Regions from separate parts of the Homo sapiens genome. Here regions 2 and 3 are each linked to region 1. Evidence: read pairs that join two places in POLR2A ChIA-PET (ENCODE). Cell type or tissue: Panc1. All regions are shown on one strand.

Region 1 (2,500 bases):
GGAGGTGGGTTTGAGGTTTTACTGTAAACTAAATGTGTACCCTCTACCTTAGTTATGAATTATGAGACACGAAGACTGCGAAACAGACACACTCCTCTAAAAGTGCCTCTAGGCTGACAGGGAGAAAGTCCCGCCAGGCTCCCAGACGCCACCTTTGAGTCCTTCAACAAGCCCGCCAGGGCCTCTTGCCCACCGGTGTCAGCTCAGCCACTGAACCCTCCAGGAAGAAGACGTGCTGGTAGGAGAAGAATCTCACCCAGGCACAGCCTGGAAGGGGCACAGAAGGGGCTCTGGAACCAGCAAGCCCAAGTTGGAACTCCCAGTCTGCTACTTTCTAGAACGACTGTGCCCTTGGCGGGTCTAAGTAGAACCTCTCCGCGCACTCTTTCCTCCTTTGTAAAGTGGGGACAGCAATGGCCACCTTGCAGGTTCAGAGAGGGCTTGCAGTACCTCACAGAACTGAGTGCCCGTGAACGTGTGTGTTCCTCCAGATTTGTGACAGCTTTGCCAGGCTGGAGTCAGGCTGAACGCCTCTGCCCTCATGGGGTTTATATTCTAGGAAGACCAACAAAAACAAGAAGACGGAAAATTAAAACAACAAAAGCCCCATTGACAGGCCATGAAGAATGCCATGAGAAATGAAGGGCGTTGTGCTGCAGTGTTTGGGGAAACTGGCTTAGGGAAGGAAGGACACTTGAGCTGCTACCAAGGAGCAGCCGTCCGGTGGGAGGGCAGTTCAGGAAGAGCAGACATCCACGGAGGAGGCGCTGGGGCAGAGGGCAGCCTGGTCGCTGGATTCGGGGGAGGAACCACATCAGGCCATGAGCTGGAGCTGGTGGTAGAAGGTACAGGAGAGGCCAGCCAGGGCCAGCACATGTCAGACCTCAGGCGGGGAAGAGGAATCGAGAATGCACCCCACGAGCAATGGGAAGCCAGGCTAGGATTTAAGCAGCAAAAATATTTTCCCTTCTTCCACCCTGCATCCAGCTCTACCAGCACAGCCTGGGGTTCTATTTTCAAGATAGAAGAGACCCAGACTCCCAGCTCTTCTTACACTTCTACTACTGCCACCTGTCACCCACTCATGCGTCCCCACTTGCAGCCTCGACCCCCTTCCACCTGATCTCATGGCAGCCAGGGAAGCTCCAGGGCTCGTGAGGGCTGCCATCTCAGGAAAGAAGCAAAAGCCTTCGGCACCTGCAGGGCCTGCTCCAACCACACTTCTTCCTTGACCTCTCAGCTTCCTTAGCCACTCCCTTCCCACATCTCACCCTGCTCCAGCCACAGTGGTGTCTCTGTGGGTTCTCAAACACACCAGGTGCACTCCTGCCTCAGGGCCTTTGTGCTTGCTGTTCTCTGCTGGGACTCTTTTTTTTTTTTTTTTTTTTGAGACAGGGTCTCACTCTGTGGCCCAGGCTGGAGTGTAGTGGTGTGATCGTAGCTCATTGCAACCTCAAACTCCTGGGCTCAAGCAATCCTCCCACCTCAGCCTCTCAAGTAGTTAGCTTTTGTTGTTTTGTTTTGAGATGGGATCTCACTCTGTTGCCCAGGCTGGAGTGCAGTGGGGCAATCTTGGCTCACCACAACCTCTGCCTCCCAGGCTCAAGCAATTCTCCTGCCTCAGCCTCCCAAGTAGCTGGGATTACAGGCATGTGCCACCACGCCCAGCTTATTTTTGTATTTTTAGTAGAGACAGGGTTTCACCATGTTGGTCTGGCTGGTCTTGAACTCCTGGCCTCAGATGATCCACCTGCCTCGGCCTCCCAAAGTGCTGGGATGACAGGCATGAGCCTGTCTCTAGTAGTTAGGACTACAGAGAGGGGCCATCATGCCTGGTGATCCTCCCACCTTTTCTGCTCCAACTCTTTCACCCCACTTAGCCTCGTGGCTCACTCTCTTACCTCTTCAGCTCCTCAGTCAGGCCTGAGGACCCCTGTTGAAAATTGCAAACCACACCCCCCACCACCACCACCCACTATTGCCAGCACTTTCTACTCCATTTCTCTGCTTTACTTTTCTCCTTTGTACTCATCACCACCTGACTCATTACATGTTTACGTATCTTTCTTCTCTCCACTAGCATGGAAGCTCCAGGAGAGCAGAGAGTGTAGTTTTATTCCCTGATGTGTTTCCTGTGCCCGTACCAGGGCCTAGCACACAGTAGGTGCTCAGTAAATGTGTGTTGGATGAACAAATACAGTGAAAGGATCTGATCTACATTTATAAAGAAGGCACTCTGGCTGCTGAGTGGGGATGAGACTGTCAGGAGGAAAGAGGCCCCTGTGGGGGCCTGGCCAGCAGGTGGGTACAATGGTAGCAGCCAGGAGAGAGGGCCTCTTGGACTCAAGTGGATGGGGCCTGCTCAGGGCTCCAGCCACAGGAACAAAGGGAAGGGGGCCCAGGATGGCCTGTCATAGAGGACACATTACAACTGGCCCAAAGTTCAAGTCAGGTTTCTAAATTTGGGAAGGGATACAGAAAAACTAAAGACTCTACTGGA
Region 2 (2,500 bases), 92 kb before region 1:
ATCATTGTGCCAGACAACGACCTCCTCGGGGAGCGTCCTGAAGATCCTGGCTTTCAGGTGGAAGGTGCACATGCGTGGGCCACAGGGGCAACAAGCACAGCCCAGCCCAGGCAGACCCAGGAGGGAGTCCTGAGCTTGGCACCTGTGAGTTGCACGGCTCTGCGTCCTGCTCCCCAGTGCGAGTAGGGCAAGGAACTACATTTGCAGACGGGGTCACTGTGGGCACGAAGGCTCCCGGCCAGGGCCGGGCACACAGCAGGTGCTCAACAAATGTTAGTCACTTTCTAACCATTGTTACCGACATTCCTAGTCCATAACCACTCCCTAATCAGCTCCCTTGGTCCCTTCCCATCTGTCCTTGGCCAGATACTGTCACCTTTCCTGTCCTGCCCTTCCCCAGGTCGGGGCACCTGAGCTCAACACTTATGCCCAGGCATGGACCCGTCACTTCCTCCTCATGCAAGTCTGCATGGCTGAGCCATGGCTTGGGACCCCCCGGACTCACCGACGACCTTGGCCACATTCACAGCTTTGAGCCCCATCAGGTCGGGCAGCTGGTCAATGATGACGTCCCGGCTGGCCTTGACCTTGTGCACCCGCTCGATGCTGCGGCGCTGCCAGTCAGTCCAGTAGATGAAGTCCCCCAGCAGCGTGAACCCAAAAATGTGCGGGAGCTTGTCCTCCAGGAGGGTCCGCCTCTTCGTCCCATCAACATTGATCACCTGCAGGACGGCAGAAATATAGGTCTGGATGGGCCAGGGCCACACCAACGAGAGCCAACCCGGACCCTGCCTGGGGCCTGAGCTGCCCCAAACAAGACGGGTTCAATGCCCAAGAGCCGCAACTTTACCTGCACCTTGCCAGGTACCATAAAACACCAGGTAGCATGGTTCCCCAGGGGTGCTGGATAAATGACGCTTTGTTTGTTTGTTTTTTGTTTGTTTGTTTGTTTGAGATTTTGAGACAGCGTCTCACTCTGTTGCCCAGGCTGGAGTGCAGTGGCAAGATCTCGGCTCACTGCAAGCTCCACCTCCCAGGTTCAAGCGATTCTCCTGCCTCAGCCTCCCGAGTAGCTCGGATTACAGGTACCCGCCACCACACCTGGCGAATTTTTGTATTTTTAGTAGAGATGGGTTTCACCATGTTGACCAGGCTGGTCTCGAACTTCTGACCTCAAGTGATCCACCCTCCTCAGCCTCCCAAAGTGCTGGGATTCCAGGCGTGAGCCACCGCGCCCGGCCATGATGTTTTCACTAGGATGCCACGTCCCCAGCTGATAGAGCAGTGACAGGGCCAGCTGAGGATCCCTTTCCCATAGCACCCCCTACCTGTGCTGGGATGAGAAGCAAGATTTGGAACAGACCAGGCAAGCAGGTGTCCTCTCCCGAACCACTGCAGGCTGACAGGCAGCGGCTGCCTGGAGAACCAGGGCGTGCTCCGCAGGAAGGAGTCCTGGGATCAATTAGCAATGCCTGCCCCAGGTGCAGCAATGGGCGGAGGGCTCCAGATCACACCCACCACACAGAGCAACTGCAGGACCTGGGGCAGGACCTGGAGCAAATATAAGGACCTGGGGCAGTTATGAGCAACTGCAGGGCCTGGGGCAGGACCTGGAGCAAATGTAAGGACCTGGGGCAGTTATGAGCAACGGCAGGGCCTGGGGCAAAGTTCTCCCGCTTCTCTGTGAACTCATTTCCCGCTGGGTCAGGGCCGGATGAACTCTGAGGGCACTTCTGGTTCTAAGTCTGAGCCTGCAGGTCTCAGATGCTTTCCACCCTGTCTCCTCTGAGATGTAGCAGCTAAATATTTTTCTTGAAGAGTCAATGCTGATTAAAAGCAACCACCGCAAAAGCCACCGAGGAGAAAATACTGTCAAGGTAAAAACACCTGAACCAACGGAAGCATACAGCCGCGTGAGATAGGACGTGGTTCTGATGATCCATGAGCCTGCAGAACTGTATGTTAACAGGAAGGTTGAGTTAGGCGCAACATCCAAGTTCTCCGGCTCTCAGGACAGGATGAAAGAGACACAAGGCCATTAAAGGCAAGCTTCCACAGGCCTCCTGCTACCAGATTACATTTCCAGCTTACCAGAAAAGCGACAAGTCCTCTGTTTTGCAGGTGGCAAAACTGTAAGGCAGATGGAATGCATGTTAAGAAACAAAGACTTCGGTCATCTGTTGTTGGATGGCACAGGACAAAGCTGCTAGGGCCAGGCACAGTGTGATCCCAGCCTGTAATCCTAGCACTTTGGGAGGCCGAGGCAGGCGGATCATTTGAGGTCAGGAGTTCGAGATCAGCCTGGCCAACATGGTGAAACCCTATCTCTACTAAAAGTACAAAAAAAAACGAGCTGGGCATGGCGGCACACACCTGTAATCCCAGCTGCTCGGGAGGCTGAGGCAGGAGAATCGCTGGAACGCAGCTAGCGAAGATTGCAGTGAGCCGAGATCATGCCATTGCACTCCAGCCTGGGTGACAGGGTGAGATCTTGTCTCAA
Region 3 (2,500 bases), 54 kb before region 1:
CACCGAGACTCTGCCCTTAGGACTGTTCCTGAGTGTGGAAGCCAGCCCACTTGGAAGCCCCCTGCCCTCCCGAGTGGGACACCGGCACAGGAAGCAGGCCCTGTCCCCCACCACCTTCTGCAAGCTGGGCCCCATCACGCTACAGAAACGGGGAGGACTGGTCCCAGGGATGGCGCTTTCCTGACACCTCTCGTTACCCCCTCGCTTGCCAGGCCCCAGGGTCAGCCCCAGAGGCCAGACTGGCTATCCCAGGCCCGGGAGCATCCCCGAAGGCGAGCTGCATCCTGAACGTGTGTGATTTCCCGAAGGGCCCGCCCCGAACCGACACCTGGAAAGAAAGATCCTCAGCCGGTGCCCCAGAGGAGAAGAGCCATGCCTCACTGCAACACAGTCCCAGGAAGCACCAAGTGCCTGAGGACCAAGGCGGAGAGTAAAAAAGTGGAAAATATCTGGGGCAAAAATAAAACAAAACAAAACAGGATTGACCTCCTGGGCTCAAGCAATCCTCCCAACTCAGCTTCCCGAGTAGCTGGGACCACAGACTTGAATCACCACACCCGCCAAGTGGATCATTTCGAACGGGTTTGCCGAGGTTCCTTCTGGGGCACCCCCGGCGGCCGCAACCCATTCCCGCCAGGCCCCGCCCCGCCCGCCCGCCCCGTCCCGTCCCACCGCCTCACCTGCCTTACACGTCCTGCCGTTGTCCTGCAGCTGCACACCCGTGGGGCAGGCGCATGTGTAGAAAGGCTCGCTTGGGGACAGCAGGCACAGGTGGGAGCAGCCGCCATTGTCCTCCTCACAGCGAGTGTGGACTGAGAAAACCAGGACAGAGTGAGAGAAGGTTCCAGAAGAGGACCGTCACTTGTTTCTGAATGAGTCACATCCTGCCTCGTCCCCCGTGACAGCCTCCAGTGTGTCCCTCTGCCCAAACATCGGCCTCAAGTGGCATCAGGGACCTCCCCGCTGGCACCATTCCACCTGCCTCATCGCTGGCCCGTCCACATGGGGCCCTCAGCCTGGCCAGACGGCCTGCAATTTCCCCAAAACCAGCCGTGACCTTCCTGGCCACCCTCACACCCAGATGTGACCTGCCCATGGAGTGACATCTCCCCATCTGCTTCCTCCCACCAAGCTCCTATGACTAGAACACCCTCCCCAGCTCCTCGGAGCCCCCAAAGGACACCCCTCTGCAAAGGCTGCCCCCCACGCTCCAATGGCCGGGGTCAGGACCTGCCTGTGTGGTAGTGACGGGAACCCCAGAGACAATGGGCTCCTGGGCAAAAGGCTTGTCTTGTCTTTGTGCTATGTGTGGACCCAGCAGCTTCCATAGGAACACTGTCCCTCTTGCTGGGATGGCCAAGCTTGTCACTCTCCCAAGCCCTTCTATGACCAACAGCAATTGAACGGAACTCGATAAATGCTTCCAGCACCTCATTCAAACCAGGGGAAAGCTGGGTGTAGCAGCCCCAAAATACGGATATAACTGGAACAACAAACTCATCAAAATGAACCTCTCCCTCCCTCATGCTGCCCCAAGTGTAGATGGGTTTTGTGACCACGACTTTCTCACCAGGAAACAGCTCCAGAGAGCCCCACCCTCCTGTGTCCTGCTCTGGGAACAGCTGGCACCCCTAGGCCCCACATTTCAATTCAAAGTCCAAACCTTCCATAATGGCCTGGCCAGAAATCTCCATCCCTGGTCCCTGTGGGAGTGGGCCACTGTCCCCAGAGCCGCAGCCCCACTGTCACAGAAGCTGGTGCATTTCCCCATCAGGGACCTCTGTCACAACCCAGCGTGGCCCCCAGGCTGAGAACTGCTGATTCTGGGCAGATTATTCATTGATAAATACGCGACTTGCAGGGCCAAGCATGGTGGCTCATACCTGTGACCCCAGCACTTTGGGAAGTCAAGGTGTGAGGATCACTGGAGCCCAGGAGTTTGAGACAAGCCTGGGCAACGTGGCAAAATCTCTCATCTCTATTAAAAATACATACACACACACACACACACACACACACACACATATATATGTATATATAAATAACCATATATATATATACACACATACGTGTATGTGTATATAAATACATATACACACACACACAGACAACTTCTTCTGGGCCTTGAAAACGAGGCAACCTTCCTTGGAAATCCCCTTGCCACTGCTGAGCCTGAAATAGCCCCCATGAGCTCTGCAGAGGGGTCCTCTGCAGGCCCGTGTCCCCCAGCCAGCCACACACCTCCCTCCATTGCAGCAGGTACCCCTTTAGAGAGGGGGCCCCCCAGAGCATGGGCTTCTGCAGGGAGGGGTCACCTGCCCCCCCACCCCACCCACGCCCGCGCACCCCCACGCCCCCGCATCCTCCCACTCCCCTGCCCCGCGCCCCCGCTCCCCCCAGCCCCCGCACCCTCGCCCCCGCGCCCCAGCCGGCACTCACAGAAAGGCTGCCGCTCCTGGCTCAGCACCTGGATGTCCATGGGTGAGTAGAGGGCACTCAG

The links. Peaks named below come from ENCODE experiments on the same cell type or tissue, not always from the same donor. Only the 100,000 strongest peaks of a DNase experiment are listed, where the experiment ranks them.
Region 2: POLR2A ChIA-PET joins it to region 1 with 8 read pairs; 2 of 35 experiments call an interaction of 5 or more read pairs at or near these places.
Region 3: POLR2A ChIA-PET joins it to region 1 with 19 read pairs; 8 of 35 experiments call an interaction of 5 or more read pairs at or near these places.

The regions. Positions count from the first base shown.
Region 1 is chr11:68,309,643-68,312,142 of GRCh38, reverse strand. It overlaps a transcript of LRP5 not described here. Among named protein-coding and RNA genes, the nearest start is that of LRP5, 1.7 kb to the left of the region's middle. In Panc1, no CTCF peak of the experiment used is centred here; no DNase peak of the experiment used is centred here; H3K4me3 peaks cover 269 bases; H3K27ac peaks cover 1,764 bases.
Region 2 is chr11:68,401,705-68,404,204 of GRCh38, reverse strand. LRP5 (LDL receptor related protein 5) reads right to left here. Exons shown (of 23, transcript NM_002335.4): 8 at 506-722. Among named protein-coding and RNA genes, the nearest start is that of PPP6R3, 58 kb to the left of the region's middle. In Panc1, no CTCF peak of the experiment used is centred here; no DNase peak of the experiment used is centred here.
Region 3 is chr11:68,363,883-68,366,382 of GRCh38, reverse strand. It overlaps LRP5 (LDL receptor related protein 5), which reads right to left. Exons shown (of 23, transcript NM_002335.4): 4 at 2,440-2,500; 5 at 681-812. Among named protein-coding and RNA genes, the nearest start is that of LRP5, 53 kb to the right of the region's middle. In Panc1, no CTCF peak of the experiment used is centred here; no DNase peak of the experiment used is centred here.